2 separate regions of the Homo sapiens genome follow, and region 1 is linked to region 2. A link is an interaction called in ENCODE POLR2A ChIA-PET data of the cell type or tissue named here. Cell type or tissue: K562. All regions are shown on one strand. Each heading gives the region's core, and the rest is flanking DNA. Links, peaks and the distances in the headings are about the cores only. Region 1 holds the start of MIR148B (microRNA 148b). Region 2 overlaps HNRNPA1 (heterogeneous nuclear ribonucleoprotein A1).

What was found. Peaks named below come from ENCODE experiments on the same cell type or tissue, not always from the same donor. Only the 100,000 strongest peaks of a DNase experiment are listed, where the experiment ranks them.
Region 1: POLR2A ChIA-PET joins it to region 2 with 36 read pairs; 34 of 35 experiments call an interaction of 5 or more read pairs at or near these places.

The regions. Positions count from the first base shown.
Region 1 is chr12:54,335,038-54,340,411 of GRCh38, forward strand. The region is part of intron 1 of COPZ1 (coat protein complex I subunit zeta 1); the gene reads left to right. MIR148B (microRNA 148b) reads left to right here and starts at 2,179; the gene lies at 2,179-2,277. In K562, for the core only: CTCF peaks have their summits at 1,592 (motif pointing right) and 2,583 (motif pointing right); DNase peaks (open chromatin) are centred at 1,624, 2,454 and 2,962; H3K4me3 peaks cover 266 bases.
Region 2 is chr12:54,284,025-54,289,398 of GRCh38, forward strand. HNRNPA1 (heterogeneous nuclear ribonucleoprotein A1) reads left to right here. Exons shown (of 11, transcript NM_031157.4): 10 at 234-293; 11 at 525-3,063. The coding sequence ends at 289. Among named protein-coding and RNA genes, the nearest start is that of HNRNPA1, 6.0 kb to the left of the region's middle. In K562, for the core only: CTCF peaks have their summits at 1,612 and 2,306; a DNase peak (open chromatin) is centred at 2,107; H3K4me3 peaks cover 4,783 bases.

The DNA of each region.
Region 1 (5,374 bases), core at 320-5,319, 51 kb after region 2:
GTGGCAGTCACCTGTAATCCCAGCTACTGAGGAGGCTGAGACACGAGAATTGCTGGAACCCAGGAGGCGGAGGTTGCAGTGAGCCAAGATTGTGCCACTGCACCCCAGCCTGGACAACAAAGTGAAACAAAGTGAAACTCTGTCAAAAAAAAAAAAAAAAAAGTGTTGGCACAGAGTCAGGAAGTATACCTACTTAGCCATTTGGAGCTGGGAGTGGTATCTAGGAATTTCTCCTTCTAGTTTTTACCTTCTTAGTTTTACTTTATAAACAGGATTGAGACAAGAGAATCTTGTTACAGTTTTTAATTCACCAAGACCCATTGCCACATCAGGGTAATGCCACATCAGGCCCTTTTGGTATGGCCTTAGGGAATGTTTTTTTTTTTTTTGATCTGAAGTCTTGCTCTGTCGCCCAGGCTGGAGTGCAGTGGTGCGATCTCAGCTCACCGCAACCTCTGCCTCCCAGGTATAAGCGATTCTCCTGCCTCAGCCTCCTGAGTAGCTGGGATTACAGGCGTCTGCTACCATGCCTGGCTAAGTTTTGTAATTTTGGTAGAGACAGGGTTTCACCATGTTGGCCAGGCTGGAAGGATTTATTTTTAAGTAGACAATGAAGAACTTTTTAGTGATCTCAGTCAGCTTCTTTTTTTTTTTGAGGCGGTCTCACTCTTTTGTGTAGGCTGGAGTGCAGTAGCGCAATTGTAGCTCACTACAGCCTTGAACTCCCAAGCTCAAGCGATCCTCCTGCCTCAGCTTCCTGAGTAGCTGAGACTACAGGTGCATGCCACCATGCCTGGCTAATTTTTGTTTTTTTTAAGTTCTTGCAGAGACAGGGTCTCACTGTGTTGCCCAGGTTGGTCTTGAACTCCTGGCTCTAGTGATCTCCTGCCTCAGCTTCCAAAAGTGCTAGGATTACAGGCATGAGCCACTGCGCCTGGCCTCCATATTCTTATTTGTGCTCTTTCAGCTCTGTAGATGGCATCCTGTAATTCCCTCCATAGAGGCTTCTTGGTTTTTTCCCCTAAATGAATCAAATAATTCATTATAGTTTCCAAGTATCCTCTCTACCTTCCCCAAACATATTCTCCCAGTCTTCTGGTGGCTTACTAAGATCTTACCCCAAAGAGTTCTCTTACTATATACATTGTGAACAGACTTAATTCACTTATTTTTCAGGGCCCATCTCTACTAGTTTGTCCTACAAGACACACAAATAGAGAGCTTTTGCCGGGTGCGGTGGCTCACGCCTGTAATCCCAGCACTTTGGGAGGCCGAGGCGGGCGGATCACGAGGTCAGGAGATTGAGACCATCCTGGCTACAGTGAAACCCCATCCCTACTAAAAATACAAAAAATTAGCCGGGCATGGTGGCAGGTGCGTGTAGTCCCAGCTACTCGGGAGGCTGAAGCAGGAGAGCTTGAACCAGGAGGCGGAGCTTGCAGTGAGCTGAGATCGTGCCACTGCACTCCAGCCTGGGCGACAGAGCGAGACTCCGTCTCAAAAAAAAAAAAGCTCTTATCCAGAGCTGCCTTTGAAAAATATTTTTGCTTATGACTGTAATCCTGTGGAAGCTGCAGGTCACCGAGAAGGCCCACAGGGGGCAGCACTAGGAATGACTCTTTCCCTCTAGTCCTCTATGCGCTAGGGGAGAGAGTTCTTGGAGATGTTGATGCTTTTCACCAGGCTTTAGAAGCCCCTGATTGAGGCCGGGCACGGTGGCTCACGCCTGTAATCCCAGCACTTTGGGAGGCCGAGGCAGGCAGATCATGAGGTCAGGAGTTCGAGACCAGCCTGGCCAATTTGGTGAAACCCCGTCTCTACTAAAAATACAAAAATTAGCTGGGCATGGGGGTGTGTGCCTGTAGTCCCAGCTACCCGGGAGGCTGAGGCACAAGAATCACTTGAATCCGGGAGGTGGAGGTTGTAGTGAGCGGAGTTTGCTCCACTGCACTCCAGCCTGGGTGACAGAGAGAGACTGTCGCAAAAAAAAAAAAAAAAAAAAAAAAAGAAGCCCCTGAGATCAAAGATTCATTTGCAGCAGCCTAGTTGCTTGTTCTGTGGTGTTTCACCTGTCTTGAGGACAGCATTCTTGTTTTCTTGATAATAAAAACATAAATACATGAAAATCTGTCTAAGTCACCCAATCTCCCACAAAACAATCTGCCTATACATCATTTCCAAGCACGATTAGCATTTGAGGTGAAGTTCTGTTATACACTCAGGCTGTGGCTCTCTGAAAGTCAGTGCATCACAGAACTTTGTCTCGAAAGCTTTCTAGCAGCTACCCATTTTGGGAGTGGGAGGGAAGAATAGACCTTTTAAATTCTTTCAGTGTGGCCCTAAGCTGATAAGGTCTTTCTCAACAGTCAGCATTTAATGTGTTACAAGGTCAAGCCTAGTCCATTGTCCTGGAAGCCCATTTCTCAGTAGCTGGGAGTTATTTATAAACTTGCCCTTTGCAAAAACTTAAAATGAAATTACATTATCAGTAATGACTTCTGGGGCCTTTAAACTGGCTAGTTTTATGGCATAGCCCTCCCCACTCCTGAGAGGTAAAAGCCCCAGGCTGAAGTGGAACCAGCTGCAGTCAGGAGGTGGCAGGAGAAGTAAAGAAGCTGCTGGCTCCAGCTGTAGCAGAATGGAGAATTGAAGCGGCATTTAAGCGCCTGCCTAAATTCTCAGCTTTATTTAGTATGCTTCCTCCTTTGGAAGTTTGAAATGACCAGCCTTTTCTGTAATGCCTTCTTTCCCTTTTGAGAGCTCCAGTAAGCTCTATGTCAAATCTAGTCTTTATCCTTGTCCTCCTTAGCCTGTCTTTTATTCTTCCCAGGAAGATCCAATGTTTCTATTTTTGGGGTTTCTTTGATAATGTCTTCTAGGAAGCCAGTGAAAAGAACCAAGAGCAGAACCCAGGGATATGTTCTCTCTTTGCCGGTGTGGCTGTTGTAGGCACTCACACCCTGTTGGCCACAAAGGACATTGTCTGACTCTCCCAGTTGGCTGGGGGCCATTAGGGCTTTGCTTTTCTTTGGGTTCTAGGGATGCCAAACTCTATGGCTGCAAGAACCAGTTTCCTATGCCAGGTTAATGCCCAGCTTAAACTAATGGGCAGCTCTCTAAAGTTGCTGTGAATGTGGATAGAGGAACAGAGCCAAAGATTTCCAGGAAAAGGTTGTGGGAAAAAATGATTTCGTCTAAATTTTGTTCCTTTTGGACTTCTTTTCTTCCATTAAGAAAACTCATTCCCATTGTTGTCTCCCTTTTGGAATTGAGGACCCAAGTTGTTATAGAACTGAGCCTGCTTTACAGGAAGATCTTTCTGTGAGGAATTAGGAGTTAGGAGAGCTGCTTCTACTTGTGACCTTTTAAGACTAGACTCTAGAGGACTTCCCTCCACTAGGCAACAAAGTTCTTTAGTTTGAGAGAGGAGTTACTCATGCCTTGTTTATTCCAGAGTGTTATATATACAGGATGGACATCTCTAAGGAGTGTTTATCAGAGGAGGGATAAAGTTGGTAGTAATATCACCCAAAGTGGCCACATCAGAAAATCCACTTATATGTGGAGGTCTAATTATAAGTAGTCCCTTAGATGCATACTGCGTCAAGGTATTTTAACTTTATTCTCAAACTTCCTTTATTCTCTGAATTATTCACCAAATATTGAGAGTTTAGTATGTGTCAGGCATTGTTCTGGACAAATGGGACAAACCAGCGAACAAAACAAAAATTGCAGTCCTCAAGAATTCAAGTAGGGAAAGCTTATGTTCCTCATCACCTTGTTGTCAAAAGACTGGGTTCCTTTTACTTCCATTCTGAACTGCCCTCCTCTGCCCCCGCAAACAGGGTTGATTCTTTGCATGGAACCATAAACCTCCTGAAGCCTCATGAGGCAATTTATGTTTGTAGAGGCTGCAGTTTCTGGGTTCTTGGCAATGATTTTTTCCTCCTCACTCTTGGATATCTGTCAAACACATACTTTTGTGTTTGGCTCCTGTGAGGACTGTGGGTTTCTTAAATAAGGCCAGGAAAGAGGTAGCAAAGCAACAGCCTTGTCTCAGCACAAGGGATATCAATGGTAAGTAATGTTGATTAGAAAGTCAAGGAATGTAGGTCGGGCGCAGTGGCTCACACTTGCACTTTGGGAGGCCTAGGTGGGAGGATTGTTTGAGCCTAGGAGTTCAAGACCAGCCTGAACAATACAGTGACACCTTTTCTCTTAAAAAAAAAAAAAAAAAAAAGAAAGTCAAGGAATGTGAGGCTGCAAATACCTTTCATGCACACATCACTATCTCTCCACACTTTTGGTTTTTTCTATTCAATCAATTAGAGATGGGGTTTCACTCTGTCACCCAGCCTGGAGTGCAGTGGCGCAGTCCTAGCTCAGCGTGGTCTTAAACTCCTGGGCTCAAGAGATCCTATCACCTCAGCCTCCTGAGTAGCTAGGACTATAGATGCACGCCACCACACCTGGCTAATTTTTTTTATTTTTGTAGAGATGGGGGGTCTCCCTGTGTTTCCCAGGCTGGTCTTGAACTGGCCTTAAGCAATCCTCCTGCCTCAGCCTCCTGCGATTTTCCTTCTCCTAGTTAGCTGGCTCCCTTGAAGTTGCAGTGGTAGAGGAGAGCAACAGACCACCACAGGTTTTGCAAGTGATATACTTACAGTTGAAGAAGAACCATTAAGACTGAGGCCGTGATTCCTTATTTGATTCTTGGTAGTGGAAAAAAAATTACCCTCTTGCTCACTCACTCTAGGCCCCAGAGTGTTTCTCAGATAGATCATCTTCTCACTGCTTCTTAACTCCCCCAAAATTCAGGTTGGCTTTTGTCCTTGGAAGTTAAGTGGTAGTGGTTAAGGTATAGTGGAAGAATTGGAGAACATAGGAGAGTTTTTGAAGATGGCTGTTTTACTAGGCTGCATTGAGAACTGGTGTGCCTGTGCGTGTGTGTGTGTGTGTGTGTGTGTGTGTGTGTGTGTGTGTAAACGCTCTTTTCCCTCTGCTTAGTGTGTGGGTGGTTTAGGGAAGGCTTGCTTTATGCTTCTGCATTGCTACTGCATTCGGACTGCAGAAACTTCCAAGTATACTAGGACATTCAACCCTATTTTCAAATGGCTTTGTTCAGTGCCTTTTAATTAATCTGGTCACATTCTATAGCCACCTGTACATGGGAGAGCAGGAAGGGAGAGGGTAATTTGGAAAATAACTGTACCATAATATTTGGAAATAACAGCATGACCTCTCTTGATTAAGCCCCCTGTGAGTCAGAGAAACTGTTTCTCTGATGGTACTTTGGAATCCTTTGTTTAAATGCTTTCTCTGTCAATTCAGTTTACTTACCCTGGGTCTTTCTCAATGGGAAATATCAAAATCT
Region 2 (5,374 bases), core at 51-5,050:
GAAGAAAGCCCTTTAACTGCTATGTCTGGGCAGCAAAACGTTTATAGTTTAGAACCTTCAGAAAGTGATAATTTGATCACAAATTAGAAAAATCATGGGACCTCTTTACCACCTCCCTTGTAGTAGGGCCATTTTTAAATGGCCAGACACTTGAATTTAACTTTTATTATCCCAAATATGAAAACATTACTGTTGGCACTTTGAAACTTTAAAAGAAAAATTGTACTTTTCAGGTGGCTATGGCGGTTCCAGCAGCAGCAGTAGCTATGGCAGTGGCAGAAGATTTTAATTAGGTAAGTAAGCACCTTTTTGTGTGTTGACATAATTTTTTAAATTGCTGATGAACCCAATAACCCTAATGTAGCTGAGCAGTGCAACATAGTTAACATTATAATTGCAGTAATTGTGGATATAAAGTTAATATTCAGATCAGCAAAATTTGTGGGAAACAAACTTGATATTGGATTGTAGCCTTGAGTCTTAATATGTTTAGATTAACAACTTTATTCCATATTGTTCAACAGGAAACAAAGCTTAGCAGGAGAGGAGAGCCAGAGAAGTGACAGGGAAGCTACAGGTTACAACAGATTTGTGAACTCAGCCAAGCACAGTGGTGGCAGGGCCTAGCTGCTACAAAGAAGACATGTTTTAGACAAATACTCATGTGTATGGGCAAAAAACTCGAGGACTGTATTTGTGACTAATTGTATAACAGGTTATTTTAGTTTCTGTTCTGTGGAAAGTGTAAAGCATTCCAACAAAGGGTTTTAATGTAGATTTTTTTTTTTGCACCCCATGCTGTTGATTGCTAAATGTAACAGTCTGATCGTGACGCTGAATAAATGTCTTTTTTTTAATGTGCTGTGTAAAGTTAGTCTACTCTTAAGCCATCTTGGTAAATTTCCCCAACAGTGTGAAGTTAGAATTCCTTCAGGGTGATGCCAGGTTCTATTTGGAATTTATATACAACCTGCTTGGGTGGAGAAGCCATTGTCTTCGGAAACCTTGGTGTAGTTGAACTGATAGTTACTGTTGTGACCTGAAGTTCACCATTAAAAGGGATTACCCAAGCAAAATCATGGAATGGTTATAAAAGTGATTGTTGGCACATCCTATGCAATATATCTAAATTGAATAATGGTACCAGATAAAATTATAGATGGGAATGAAGCTTGTGTATCCATTATCATGTGTAATCAATAAACGATTTAATTCTCTTGAATGAAATGACAACTGTATGGATTTGGGACTGGCAGAGATTTGGACTTTCCCTACCCACTCCCCCTGATAATAATGTTGAATGCTTCTATCACAATTCAAGTTCAAAGCTCTGCCAGGGAATAGAAACTAGCTGCTGGCTAATGCCGCTCCATAAATCCGCAGATTTGAAGTGTCTGGGAGGCCTTTTAAAAATAACTAATATCAGAAAGCATTTTAATGAACGTAAAGATAGGCTTACATTAAAGGAAAACTGCAGTTTGACTGGGTTCTGGTTGGGTGGGCCTTCAGAGGTTCTATCAGTTAACTATACTAATTAATTTGGAGATTCAAACCATACCAATAGAAACTAAATTTTTCTACATAATTTCATGTTAACTGCAGTTTCCCTTTATGGCACAAGGGGTCACACAACCTACCTAAAATGTTAATTGTATAGAAAATGATTTCTAAACCTTTAACAGTTAATATCCAATAATGTGTTATTTGTACATAGATTCTTTTGAGCCTTACCTTTGGTGCTCTCTCAATTTCAGTGCTATTGTACCTAGTAGCATAGAGATTTGTCTATCAATAGGACTGTATATTCCATCCCATGGGTGTGTTGGAAGTTTGGGGAGGAGGAGGGTGGTGGGAGGTGGGTGGGAGGTGGTGGTGGGTGGGAAAGCATGGGTGATAGTTCCATGATACTGGCTGAGTTTGCAATAGCAGGTGGAACCCTAACTATTGAGGGAGTTTGCAGATACCTCAGGATTCGTGACAATGCCTTTAAAGATCCAGGAGAGATGTTCAGCTACTAGGAACTGCTAGCAAGTATAGCGCGAATGGCTCCGAGCTCAGACACTCTACAGCTGAGAGTAGACACTTGTGGTATGTGGAGTACAGATAAGCCAGGGGCAGGCCACGGCACGCTCCATGAAAGCTAGGAGGGAGTGAAATATCAGTGATCATCGCAAGGAAGGAGGCAGACAAGAGTAAGGCACACCTGACTCTTAGGACTAGCAGTCAGAACCAGGAGGAAAGGTTTTATTGCTATGCGGGTAGGTAAGAACAGATTTTACTTACATCCATATAGTTACTTAAAGTCCAGTTTTCTGTTAAACATTTTTCTTAATATATTGAGCCAAAACTAGTCCAGTTAAGCTGAACTTGGTTTTTCTGGAGATGAATTGTTTTAAATTGACACCCTATTGATGGCTCCCAGTTGAAGGAAGTGAGCACATTATTTGTACTGTGAATATAAATTTTTGCCCTTTTATTTATCTTCCTTTGACCCATTTCCTTAAAATAATGGCTCAAAGTAATAGACTTCCCCAAATGGTGGGGGGATGGGTGGGTTATTAATGGGAGGTATGGGGGGTTTAGCTTGAGATGGGACTTGGTCTTAGAGCTAGTTCTAAAGGTTGTTTACTTTTCTAGGGAGGAGTCTGCTACTAGTCTTATCAGCTCTTAAAAACAGAAACTCATCTGTCCAAGTTCGTGGCAGAAAGGTAAGTTTTTACAAATTAGTGCTCAGCAAAAGAATGCCCTGCGTTCCCAAAGTAAAAGAATGACAAGCTGTACCTTAAACCAAAACACTTCGTAATCTCATCCAATTGCAAAAAGAGTTATTAGCCAACCAGGTATTCCCAGTAGTGACAGTGGATATAACTGTGTAGTCATTCACCTCTGCTTATATGAATACTTTACAACCTCTTTTGCCTTTTGCAGGAACGTCCTTGTGAAGACCTTTATCTGAGCCACTGTACTTCGTTATCACTGCCATGCAGTTTACATGAGCTGTTCTGCAGCTCAAATTCCATTTTGTGAATGGGTTTTTTTTTTTAATAAACTGTATTTAACTTAGTTCTGCTTGTTTTGTCCTCCTTTGTGATATCTATGGTTAATAACATGTTGAAATTCAGGTTAGAGAGGATATGGTTGATTCTAATGTGAATTTCTATATTTAGATTCATCCCATTCAGCTTCATGGTTTAATGAAAATAGAAATGGGTTCTCACTACAGGAGTAATTCTTGGCTCACTATAAGTAAACTTTACTATTGATCCAATTGAGCATGTCCTTTTTCTAGCTCCCCTGGCAAGGGAAAATCAAGTTGTAGCACTGCCATTGAGCTCAGTATGTCTCTATTGGGACTTACGCTCACCATCTGTTGCAGAAGGACATAATGGATTTCATCTTTGGCAAACAAGTTGGGCTTATTGGCCAGCTGTCTCATACTTCAGTAGAATTCTCAAGCCAGGAGTAAGAAAGTGAACTGAATGAGAGGCAAGACTTAGCCTCTCAAAGATAGCCTAAAAATGTAAGGACTATTTTGGAAGCAATAATTGTACCCTCTAGCAAATGCTTAGGTTCTTGCGTGTGTGTGTGTGTGTGACGAAGTGTCCCTCTGTCACCCAGACTGGAGTGCAGTGACACTCTGCTCACTGCAACCTCTGCCTCCCAGGTTCAAGCAATTCTGCCTCAACCTCCCGTGTAGGTGGGACTAGAGGTGCCTGGCTAATTGTATTTTTAGTAGAGACACAGCGTTTCACCGTATTGCCCAGGCTGGTCTTGAACTCCTGGCCTTAGGTAATAAACGCCCACCTTGGCCTTCCAAAGTGCTGGGATTAGAGGTGTGAGCCACCGTGCCTGGCCACTAAACTGTTTCTGTTATTTTCAAGGAAAGTTTATCCAGCCTCAGTTTTGAGCCTAACAAAAGTGGAGGTAGGATTCTTGGGAAATTTTTGCCTTTTAACACCCATGCTGTTTTGAAACAACTGTATATGGGACTAAGTTCCATTAGCCTTTTGATACTTGGGGGAAGTAATGTCAGGGGTCTCAGTTTGTGACTTGGCATTTGCTAGAGGTTTTTATTGTAGACAATCAAATTTCCTTGAAGGGAAAGGAAAACTCCTAAGGATAGTTTCCTAAAAGCATTCCTATTGAAGAGAAACATTGTTTCAGTCCATGTACTTTGCTATATACTTTATTATAATACTGTGAAAAGTAAATTCCATTATTTTCTAAATGAGGAAATAGGCTGAAGATAAAATCCTGTCCCAAGTTCCTGCAACCACTGGATCATATAACTCAGATTGCTCTATTTTCAAACTATGTTCCACCTTGTTTAGGTCAGCACGCTGAACAAGTATGTGTGTGTATAAGACCTCACTAGTGATTTTCATGAGAGCAGGGGGATCTGACGTCTCTTAGGTAAACTAATTAAATTTCTGAACAGCTAGCCCAAGCCCCTGCCTTTGCAGCTTGAAATGTGGAAACAAGATGGCCGGGCGCGATGGCTCATGCTTGTAATCCCAACACTTTGGGAGGGCGAGGCGGGTGGATCACGATGTCAGGAGTGCCAGACCAGCCTGGCCAACATAGTGAAACCCCATCTCTACTAAAAATACAAAAATTGGCCAGGCGCGGTGGCTCATGCCTGTAATCCTACCTGGGAGGCCAAGGTGGGCGGGTTGCCAGCCTGGGCAACACGGTGAAACCCCGTCTCTGCTAAAAAAGTACAAAAAAATAGCCGGGCGTGGCAGCGGGCGCCTGTAGTCCCAGCTACTCAGGAGGGTGGGGCAGAAGAATTGCTTGAACCGGGGAGTCGGAGGTTGCAGTCAGCCGAGATCGCGCTACTGCTCTCCAGCCTGGGTGACAGAGCGAGACTCTGTCCCCCCTGCCCAAAAAAAATACAAACATTAGCGGGACATGGTGGCGCACGCCTATAATCGCAGCTACTCTGGAGGCTGAGTCAGGAGAATTACTTGAACCCAGGAGGCAAAGGTTGCAGTGAGCCGAGATCGTGCCACTACACTCTAGCCTGGGCGACAGAGCAAGACTCCGTCTCAAAAAAAAAAAAGAAAGAAATGTGGAAACATTGCCAGGTACAGTAGCTCAACACCTGTAATCCCAGCACTCTGGGAGGCCTAGGCGGGAGGGTCACTTGAGGTCAGGAGTTTGAAACCAGCCTGGCCAACATGGTGAAAAGCCCGTCTCTACTAAAAATGCCAAAATTAGCTGGGCATGGTGGCAGGTGCCTGTAATCCCAGCTACTTGGGAGGCTGAGGCAGGAGAATTGCTTGAACCTGGGAAGCGGAGGTTGCAGTGAGCCAAGACCCTACTGCTGCACTCCAGCCTGGGCGACAGAGCGAGAGACGCTGTCTCAAAAAAA